Regions from separate parts of the Homo sapiens genome. Here region 1 is linked to region 2. A link is a loop called in an ENCODE intact Hi-C map of the cell type or tissue named here. Cell type or tissue: tibial artery. All regions are shown on one strand. Links, peaks and the distances in the headings refer to the core of each region. The heading gives the core; the rest is flanking DNA. Region 1 has its middle 18 kb from the start of UQCR10. Region 2 holds the start of MIR6818 (microRNA 6818).

Evidence for each region. Peaks named below come from ENCODE experiments on the same cell type or tissue, not always from the same donor. Only the 100,000 strongest peaks of a DNase experiment are listed, where the experiment ranks them.
Region 1: a loop joins it to region 2, with 2.7 times the contacts of the local background. A loop is called at or near these places in 20 of 110 quality-filtered maps.

What each region holds. Positions count from the first base shown.
Region 1 is chr22:29,782,880-29,788,248 of GRCh38, forward strand. No RefSeq gene overlaps it. Among named protein-coding and RNA genes, the nearest start is that of UQCR10, 18 kb to the left of the region's middle. RefSeq lists a silencer at 247-420. In tibial artery, for the core only: no CTCF peak of the experiment used is centred there; no DNase peak of the experiment used is centred there; H3K27ac peaks cover 485 bases.
Region 2 is chr22:30,002,912-30,008,284 of GRCh38, forward strand. It overlaps MTMR3 (myotubularin related protein 3), which reads left to right. Exons shown (of 20, transcript NM_021090.4): 9 at 1-82; 10 at 4,203-4,408; 11 at 4,990-5,121. It overlaps MIR6818 (microRNA 6818), which reads left to right and starts at 4,138; the gene lies at 4,138-4,202. In tibial artery, for the core only: a CTCF peak has its summit at 2,524 (motif pointing left); no DNase peak of the experiment used is centred there.

The DNA of each region.
Region 1 (5,369 bases), core at 1-5,000, 220 kb before region 2:
GAGAGGCTGTTTCACGACAGAAGTCACCCATGGAGGCAAAAGCCTTGGAGTTCAAGCCACCCCCGATTCTGTCCCACCAGGGAGAACTACCAGCCAAAACCCAGAGTGACGGGCCGCTCTATAACTGTTCATGGCCCTAGGACCCCAGAATTCCATGCTTCGAACTGTGCCCCCCGGAAATAGCAGGTGATGTGTGCAAAGGGGTTTCTGGCAGGGTGGTTAAAAGAAGGGAGATGGCTGGGCGCAATGGCTCACACCTGTAATCCCAGCACTTTGGGAGGTCAAGGCGGGAGGATCACTTGAGCCCAGGAGTTCAAAACCAGCCTGGGCAACATGGTGAAACCCTGTCTGTATTATTAAAAATAATAATAAAATAAAATAAGAAAGACAAATTCCTAACTTTATAGGAATCATTGGTGCTTTTCTCACTGGGGGCCCCTTTTCCACCTGGCTCTTCTGCGTAAAATCATTTTAAGGAGGAGAAAACCATAATTACAATCTCCTTAGGATGGCAGAGCACTTAAGGGACATGTCAGAGTGCTGAGAGTGGACTCCTGTTGCTAGAAAAGGCAGCGTCACCGTCATCATTTCATATTCAGAAAACTAGAATTAAGTACCTGTCATTTTTGTAATTCAGACCACAGTAAGTAAAGCTGGAGGAAACCTCCATGGCTGGAAGAGAGCCACAGAAGCTCAGCAAAGTCTTTTTTTTGAGACAGAGTCTTGCTCTGTTGCCCACGCTGGAGTGCAGTGGCATGATCTTGGCTCACTGCAACCTCCACCTCCCGGGTTCAAGTGATTCTTGTGCCTCGGCCTCCCAAGTAGCTGGAGACTACAGATGTGTGCCACCATGCCCAGCTAATTTTTGTATTTTTAGTAGAGACGGGATTTCACCATGTTGGCCAGGCTGGTCTCCAACTCCTGACCTCAGGTGATCCGCCCACCTCGGCCTCCCAAAGTATTGGAATTACAGGTGTGAGCCACCACACCCGGCCCCAGCAGAGTCTTAAGCAGGACAAAGCTCCCCACCCCCAGGGGAGGGGGGATGTCTGGAATTCCAAAGCCTAAGATTGGGGCTGGTTGGGGGTTGAAACAGGTTGAGAAAATCTGGACTAAATGCCCTTTAAGATGTACTGAATTCCGCCAGTCTGTATGAAATCCTCTTGCTGATTATCGATCGTTGGAAGGGAATTTTCAGTGTGATGTGAAGTGAGAATTTCATGCTCGTTTTGAGGATCCTCACCCCCACCCCATACACACATAGGGTAACCTCTAGAAAGAACGATTTTTTTTTTTGAGACAGGGTCTTGCTCTGTTGCCCAGGTTGGAGTGCAGTGGCATGCTCAGGGCTCACTGCAGCCTCCACCCCACCAGGCTCAAGTGATCCTCCCACCTCAGGCTCCCGAGTAGCTAGGGCTACAGGTGCATGCCACCACACCTGGCTAATTTTTCTATTTTTTGTAGAGACGAGGTTTCGCCATGTTGCCCTAGCTGTTCTTGAACCCCCAGGCTCAAGCAATCCACCCACCTCCGTCTTTCAAAGTGCTAGGATTACAGGCATGAGCCACTGCACCCAGCCCTCAGAATGAATTTTTAACCCTAGTTCTGACTACTGAATTGCAACAGCCTCTGGCCACAGTCAAAGCCCCTGCCTTGCTGCCCCACGCTCAAGAGATTTAGAGAAGGCCAGATGCCAAGCTGCTCTGGGGAGCCTCTGCTCCACCCTTCCTCTCCCTGGGGACTGGCCTTCCCCCAGGTGGGTCCCCTGGAGCCTGGGTGCCTCCCCAGCTCTTTCTAGGCATCCCATAAACATGCTCTGGGTGCCAACACCCCTCCCCACCTCTAAGTCCCCTCTTCCTCGTCAATGCCAATTTCCTTCCAAGAAGGATCCTCCTGTTCCATTCTTCCTGCTGGCTGCCTCCCCGCCACTTCCTGGCAGAGCCCCAGTGAACCCCATTGCCTCTGCCTAGTTAATCTCTCTCTCTCTCTGCTTCTGGGAATTCTCTTTGCTCTCAGCCTCTTTCTGTTGATTTTGCTTGTTTATTTCTCTTCCCACTCATTTCTTCATTCATGTATTAGGATTTAGCACAATTATTAATCATTTTTACAAAATGTCTTATATAATATCCACATGCCTCTTGTACAGTGAATTCCAAGAAGGCAGAGTCTGGGTTCTTCTCACACATGCCTGACACATAGTCGATTTTTGGCGAATATGTGAGTGGATGCCCTTGTCCTCCTCTTCCTTTTCCCTTCCAGCCGGGCTGACCGCCCAGTCCCTGATTTCTGAGAACAAGCTGCAAACACTGAGAGCTGCGCTTTGAACCACTGACTAGGCAGTGGGCTGGCCTGCCTTCTGGCCTTAACTCCTTCCCTCCTGCCTTTTTTTTTTTGTCTTTTTTTTTAGAGACAGGGCCTTGCTCTGTCATCCAAGCCTAAGTGCAGGGGCTTGATCATAGCTCACTGCAGCCTCGAACTCCTGGGCTTAGCCTCAACCTCATGAATAGTCAGGACTGGGACTACAGCTGAGCACCACTATGCCTGGCTAATTTTTATTTTTTTAATTAATTTTAATTATTATTATTATTTTTTGAGACGGAGTCTCACTCTGTCACCCAGGCTGGAGTGCAATGGCGCAGTCTCTGCTCACTGCAACCTCTGCCTCCTGGGTTCAAGTGATTCCCCTGCCTCAGCCTCCCGAGTGGCTGGGATTACAGGTGTGTGCCACCACCCCCGGCTAATTTTTGTATTTTTAGTAGAGACGGGGTTTCGTTATGTTGGCCAGGCTGGTCTCAAACTCCTGACTTCAGGTGATCCACTTGCCCCGGCCTCCCAAAGTGCTGAGATTATAGGCGTGAGCCACCATGCCCGGCCTCTATTATTTTCATTTATGCACATTCCCTTCCAGACTTGCTTTGTTTGTATGAAAAAAAGAATTAACATTTTCACCATCATGGTGCATCAATCATGTATTCTACTTTTAAAAATTCTTGAATATTTAGTTTCCCATGTCACTACCAAGTCTACCAAGTCTCTGTTGATATCATTTTAAACGGCTACACAACACCCCCTTGCATTTTTCTTTTGTTTGCTTTTTTTCTTCTTTACAGAGGTGGTCGAGTTACCCCCCTGCATTTCTTGGGTGTTGACTTTTTTTGTTTTGTTTCCCTCCCAGTATGATTTTACCCAAGCTCCTGGTGTGGCAGGGCCATGCAAGTTCTCACCAATCCTTTCTTCTTCCAGACTGCACCTGGCTCTTTAAGCCTAACCCATCCTCCCACCCCTGTGGGGGCTCGGGTCCCTTTTAGTAAACAAGGACCGGCTCTGCCCCACCACCTCACAGAGGCACAGAAGCACTGTTCAAACACACATGCCCATGACATTGCCACCCACAGATTAGGAACAAAGACGCTGGAGTCTTAAGTCCTCTTGGAGACGCAAGGTCTTCAAAGCTTGCTGGCAAATGTGATAGTCGTGTTCTTTGCCAGGGCCTAGAGAAGGCACTTAGAAAATACCTGTGTAGAAGCAGCAGTGGGGATGGTGGGATGCAGTGACCCAGCAGGCATTTCTAGCCCCACTTCGCTTCTAACACTTCTGCAGCTGCAAATTTTTTTTTTCCTTTTAAGAGACAAGGTCTCTGGCTGGGTGCGGTGGCTCACGCTTATAATCCCAGCACTTTGGGAGGCTGAGGTGGGTGGATCACGAGGTCAGGAGTTTGAGACTAGCCTGGCCAACATGGTGAAACCCTGTCTCTACTAAAAATACGAAAATTAGCCGGGCACGGTGGTGCACACCTGTAGTCCCAGCTACTCGGGAGGCTGAGGCAGGAGCATCACTGGAACCCGGGAGGCGGAGGTTGCAGTGAGCCGAGATCGTGCCAGTGCACTCCAGCCTGGGTGACAGAGCAAGACTCCGTCTCAAAAAAAAAAAGAGACAAGGTCTCACTCGTTGCCCAGGCTGGAGTGCAGTGGCATGATTATAGCTCACTGCAGCCTCCAACTCCTGGGTGCACCCTCCAACTCCCGGGCTCAAGTGATCCTCCAGCCTCAGCCTCCTGCGTAGCTGGGACTACAGGTGTGCACCACCATACCCACCTTATTTATTATTTTCTGGAGGGATCGGGTCTTGCTATGTTGCACAGGCTGGAGCAGCTGCCAATGTTAATTAAACCTTGGGATCTCCTCAGAGGATTTAACTGGCACCAGGTGGAAAGATTTCATCTGGTCCAACAGGATCACTGTACAGATGGGAAAACTGAGGCCCTGAGAGATGAGGCAGTAGGCGTAGGAACACCATTCTGGATGGCCCCTGAGCTGTTTTCAAAGCACCTCTGAAAGAGTGCTTTCAAGATCTGAAATGAGAAAGTAGTAGATCCTCAAGGGAGATGAAGTTTGACCTGGCACTACATTCTGAAAAATTTGAAAAACTGACTCCTTCTCAAATACTTTAAACCAGGATTTTCACATGAGGCCTGAACACCAGTCCAGGTGGGTGGGAGGTATAGATGACTAAGAGAATGTGAGAGGGGCCGTGTGAACAGGAACAGGTAAGACCAGTAAATCCTGGGAACTCCCAACTCACCTTGCCTTGCTCCAGGGACAAGCACTGGACCTGAGGAGTTTAGGGAGGTCCCTGGCAAATGCCTCCAGGAGGAAACAGAGTCTTCCTGCTGCCTGTCAGGACGGCTGACCCTGGGCCTGATCTCAGCTAATTCAGCAGCTCAGGGGGAGGACACCACCCCCGTATCTGCTCTGCATCTCAAATACACCAAGAGGGCTGGCCAGGCAGAGGGATTGCTATTGATTTTCACTTGTGCGGGCTGACCTAACAAAACCAATCCATCAAGTGCCTGTCTGCCTCTGCTTCAGACTCTCATCCTAAGCACGTGCAAATAAATTGCACCAGCATCCAGGGTGATTTGTCAAGGTCCAGCCAGGCATGGGCCCTGGCTTCCACTGATAGGATGGGGCTCCAGGCTAGGCTGGGCTAGGGTCAGCCCAGTCAATGCCCCGCTGTTGACTCGCCATTGAGTGACAACACGCAGTGTGGCCTGGCATCTGCTGCCACGCTAGGAACTGGTTGGCCATGCCTGGGAAGGGGCTTTGAGGAAACAGGCCCAAGTCCCACTCACTTTGACAGGGCTTGGCAGCGACATTCTCACTTGTTTCTTAAGGTTTCTGTCCGAACTCTAGATTTGGGGGGATTTATTACAATGTAGATACAACCATGAGGTGCTGAGTTTGGGTACTGCCTCTGCCACTGGCTGAATGTCCTTGGGCCAGTTGTGAGATGGAGATGACACCACCTACAGGGGTCTAGAACCCTGTAAAGGCCAGGGTCCAATCCCTGTTCTGCCACTTCCTAGCTGT
Region 2 (5,373 bases), core at 309-5,308:
TGCCTGCCTGGATCACTGACAAAGAACTGGAAAGTGTATCAAGTTTCAGGTCCTGGAAGCGCATCCCTGCCGTCATCTACAGGTAAGTTAAACTGGACCAGTCCCAGCTTGGGCTGGTGCTGCTGCCTGCTGCATATGGTCTGCTGCCTCTGCTGCTGCTAACCTGGGAAGGGTGGGGAGAGTTCAGAGAACTTTCTAGGCAAGGCTGTACTTCCTTATTGTTAAAGCTTCTCCTCCAGTAACACATCAGTACTGACTGCATTCAGAACACTAGCTGGTTGTTCATTTGAAACAGATAAGAAAGTTTTAGTTGTAAAGTGGCTGGACTTGCTATTTCAATATCCTTCTTACATTCTGTGAGAAGATAATGTGCTTACTAAGCATTTAGCTTCAGCTGTTAGCAGGGCTTTTGGATTGAGAGATGAGTCTTAGAAAGTGATCTTTGGGAATATAGGGTCGAGTTGGCTCTGATTGTCTTTGTGGTTGAAACTTTGACATGTGGAAGAACTCTGTTTCGAGAGGAAGCATTTAGAGAAGAAGACTGAGGCATGACTAGATAGAAGATTTCAGTGATCAGAGGCATGAGAGCCATGGGATGCAAGTTCTAGATGGGGATGGTGGCATGGTGATGGAGCACAGATTTTGGAATCACAGATCTGAATTCAGGTATATTCTTAGACTTCTTGCTAAGGCACCTTGAATAAGTTCCCTAACTGACCTCAGTCTGTTCCTAATGAATACAATGGGAATGGTAGTTCTTATTTTGTAGATATGTTCTGATTCTAAATGAGGGGCTATAAACACTGAGCTTCTGTACCAGCATTTGGAATAGGTTAAATCTCTTGAGTGCTGCTTTTGTAATTCATTGAATATCTTAGTTCTCACAGAATCCTATTAAATTTTAAAGAAGTCCTTCCTTCTTATTCTGGAAATGTTTTGGATGTCATCTCTTTGTAATGTTTACATTCTCCATTTCATTTTCCCAGTTTGCCGGCTTTTTGGACTCTCCCTGAGTTGGGCCAATCCAGTGGCTTACAGTTAGAAACTTCATTCCACTGAAATATTGAGATTGTAGGAAGGGATTTGTCTCCTTGTGGAATTCCTACAGAGGTAACCAGCTTGTTCATTTAGTCTACTAAAGGCAAACTCTGATGCCCACTCTGAATGGAGAGAGATGGAAAAGTATTTGCTCTGGCCCAGTGGAACTCATTACGTTTTTAATCTCAATTCTCATCACTGTTGTTTTCAGACACCCCTAGAAAAGTCAGTCACCAAATTTACCTGTCATTCAAGTGGTAAGGATGCTACAGGAACTAGAGAGTAGTGAAAGCTGAAGGGATTTATGAGTCTTATCAATGATCAGCTCAGCTGGAATGGGGAAAGCAGCCAGTTGCTGCTCTGGCCAACAACTGTGTTAGGTCAGCAGCCCTGGCATCTGTGGGGCTTGCTGACTTTGACCAAAAGGGGGAAGGTACTCTTATTTGCAAAATAAGAGGCTTTAGGTGAATTCTCCCTTTGGGAAGAGAAGCTTAAGAGGGCTGGTTGAAGAAAAACTTCCTTTTTTTCTAAATTTTATTCTAGAGGGCATGCACCTTCTAAAATTAATTCTAGAGGGCATGCACCCTAGGTTTTCCCCCCCTTTTTCTAGAGATACAAGAGGATATATAAATGAAAAATTTTATTTGCAGTTTTTCAGAGAAAGTCTTTCAAAAGATCACAAAGTTCTTGGTGTAGTCATCCATGCAAAATCAGGCAGGTTTCCTGGAACTGGGCTCTGTCTCAGAACATGTGTCTTGTATCGCTGAGATGCAGACTGGGTTGCTGTAGTATTTGGGAGCTTTGTAAGGGGCGTGTGGAAGAATCGGATCCTCCACCATGCTCTGCTTTGCCAGCCTAGGTGGCAGGATGCCTGGAACTCTTGACATCCATTTCCTGAATTTAGTTGTCTGTAGATTGGGTCATGATTCCTGAGGTTGCCAGCAGCAGTTACTTGACAGCACCATGCTGAACCAGCGCTTGATTAGGGCTTTGTCCTACTGTGATGAGAGAGCACTTAATTGGATTTATAACTGAAGGTAGAGATTGCTCTAACATAGCAAGATGATGTAAAGGGCACCCATCTGTAGTGCAGTTCACAGCTTTTTCCTTTGTGCATGTGGTGATTATTCTAAACTCCTAGTTACTTAAGGGAGCTTGCCTAAATCTAAGTTGAGGTTACTTAAGACAATTCTGTTCCTATATAAAATTGAAGCATTCTGTGTTTTAGTAGGGAGGGCTTTATCTGTTGGACATCATAATTTTTATACTTTGCCTGGTTCTGTTAGTGATAGAAATGCATTCCTTTAGTGATTTTTAACTGTAGTGTTTGAATTATCTTTCATGTAGTCTGAAGCATTTTAGAAGACTGCAGAAAACATAATTGTTTATTGCAATAGTCCAGTTGAAATCTAATAGCTACTATAATGCAGTGTCCCCTAAAACCCAAGATCCAGGCTGAAGAGCGCCATCTACTGCTCCTCTTGGGCACTGCTGGGAAGCATTGAAGAAGAGGAGGATGTTCAGGAAAGGCCCAACCAGCCTCTTGTGCAGGGTTTGGAGTCATTCAGCTCAGTGGTTGCCTGTTATTTGCTAGGAGACATTTTATAAAGAATCATTGAGGTTTTATTTCTATTTTGGCCCCATTCAGCACGTGAGCCAGTTGAGCATGTTGGCAATACACAAGTACTTACAGCTACTTGTCTCCCAGGGAGGGAGGCTTTAAAAACTACAAGCAAACTGGTGATTTCAGTGGAATTTGATTAGTGCCAAATTTAACTTATTTGTGAGTTTTAGGAGTAAAAACAAATTACAGTACATTTTCATCGTCCCAAAAAACCCATTCACAGGGCACCCAGCCACCCTAGCCCTGAATAATTAAGATGTCCAATGGATGAAGCCCCTGCTAGTAAAACATAGAGTGCTTCAGTTTTATATAGAAACATACTCGTTTTAAGTAACCCCAACTTAGAATTAGGCAAGCTCCCTTAAGTAACTACGAGTTTATAATAGTCACTACATGCAGAAATCTACTTCCATCTTTATAGATTCGCCTATTCTGGATACTTCATGTTAATTGTCGTACAATAAGTTGCCTTTTGTGACTGACTTCTTTCACTTGTCATAACATATTTGAGGTTCATCAGTGTCCTAGCCTGTATCAGAACTTTATTCCTCTTTACTGCCAAGTAATAGAATTTTTCTAACTTTTTATCAGTTAAAATTGCCTAACTAGGAAAAGTCTGGGTTTTAATAGCACCTTAAAGTAGACTGTGATTTCTGGTCTGTCTTATTGGAAAAGGATATGTCAGAGTATGGTTTTCTGAGGTTGATGCTCTTCTTCTCTTTCTTAAGAGCCCTAGGAAGGGTAGCTGGCTCATTGAGCTATCTGCCTATTATAAGAGCAGTCTGTGACTCATGAAATCTCAGGAGATTTTGTAAAGCAGTTCACTGTGGGCCAGGTAAATGTTTTATTCCCAGAGGCGGGCTCTTGGTTCAGCATTAAGAAGGTAGCAGATTTCACTATTGGGTAGCAGAATTAGTGTAGTACCTATAGATTTAAGTTACGAATATTGATTTATTTTCACTAAGAGTACACATTAATTCTTTTTTGTTTTTTGGAAATGGGGTCTTGCTCTGTCACCCAAGCTGGAGTGCTGGAGTGCAGTGGCACAATCATAGCTTTCTGCAACTTCAGCCTTCTGGGTTCAAGGGATCCTTCCACCTCAGCCTCCTGAGTAGCTGCGACTACAGGCATGTGCTACCATGCCTGGCTAATTTGTAAAAACTTTTTTGTAAAGATGGGGTCTTGCTATGTTGCTCAGGCTGGTCTTGAACTCCTGGGCTCAAGTGATCCTCCTGCCTCAGCCTCTCAAAGTGCTGGGATTGCAGAGTGAGCCTCCATGCCTGACCCCTGTTAGTCATTTTTTTGGGTAACTTTACAGGGATCTCCGTGATGTTATGGTAATTGAGAAAGACACACAGGTTTTGTTGTTTGTTCTTGTTGGTTGTGTAAGATTTCTACCCTCTTTAATACTGAGAGGACTTGAAGCTGACCCAACACTTACCTAGAATTAGACTGTTCATTAAGGCACTTAAAATCTATTTTGTGTGAGTACAGAGAGCATCTGAATGGGTACAGTTGTTGTCTCTTGTTCCTCACACAGGCACCAGAGCAATGGAGCTGTCATTGCCCGCTGTGGACAGCCAGAGGTTAGCTGGTGGGGCTGGCGAAATGCAGATGATGAGCATCTGGTACAGTCAGTAGCCAAAGCTTGTGCCTCTGACTCCCGATCGAGTGGCAGCAAGCTGTCAACTAGGAACACTTCTCGAGACTTTCCCAATGGGGGAGACCTTTCTGACGTGGAGTTCGGTAAGGTGCTCCCTGGACCCATGGCAATGATTTTTATAGCATCTAAGAACCTTTTCTTGAAATGGCCTCTTCCTTACAAGACATAGATTTACTTTTATAGAAGTGAATGTGCAGAGCTTCACTTGATGGGATTGATTGAGGAGTCATGGGTCTTGGCAGAGAATCAGAAGACCCTTTGTTTCAAACCTGAATCAAGATATTAGTGTGTTTGTTGTCTTTCTTGCCATTGTGACAAAAATGGAGTGTTTATGTAATAGAGGACTTGCAGTATCTGCAGACCATGGCAGGAAATGCCAGGCTTCATGAAAGGACAACAGATACAGAAATGAAGTATAAGAGACTGGGCTGTGTGAACCCCATGTGTACTCTGGGAGTCAGTTTTGGAGAATAAATCCTTCTCATCTTTCATAAGAAGGCCACATAGAAAAAAAGAGAAAAATCCTATGTATCAAGGGTTTTGGTTAGGGGATTTCATTTTATTGAGCCTTTTTTGTGCCATAAGATGTGCTTGTGGGTCTAATTCTGCACAGTTCTGGGAGAGACAGGCTCATTTAGTATGCCCTCTCCCTCTGTGTCCCTAGATTCTTCTCTGTCAAATGCTTCAGGAGCAGAGAGTTTAGCCATCCAACCGCAGAAGCTTTTGATCTTGGATGCACGCTCCTATGCAGCTGCTGTGGCAAACCGAGCCAAAGGAGGAGGCTGCGAATGCCCAGGTGAGGTGTATGGTGCTTTGTTCCCCATACTTTCTCCTTGTGAGTGTAGCCCTTGCCCAACTGAGACTTAGTTCCCAATTTGAAATAAGTGGCAAGCCATATTCCTCATCCATCCTGTCGTGAGAGTGCCAGAGCTTCTCTTTGGATTCTTAACACTGTATGTTCTTTTCTGAGGAGAAATGGAGGAGGAGGTGCAGTGAAGTCACATAATCTTCCTTCCTTGTGCCAACTTGTAGGTGATAAGGAAAGCAG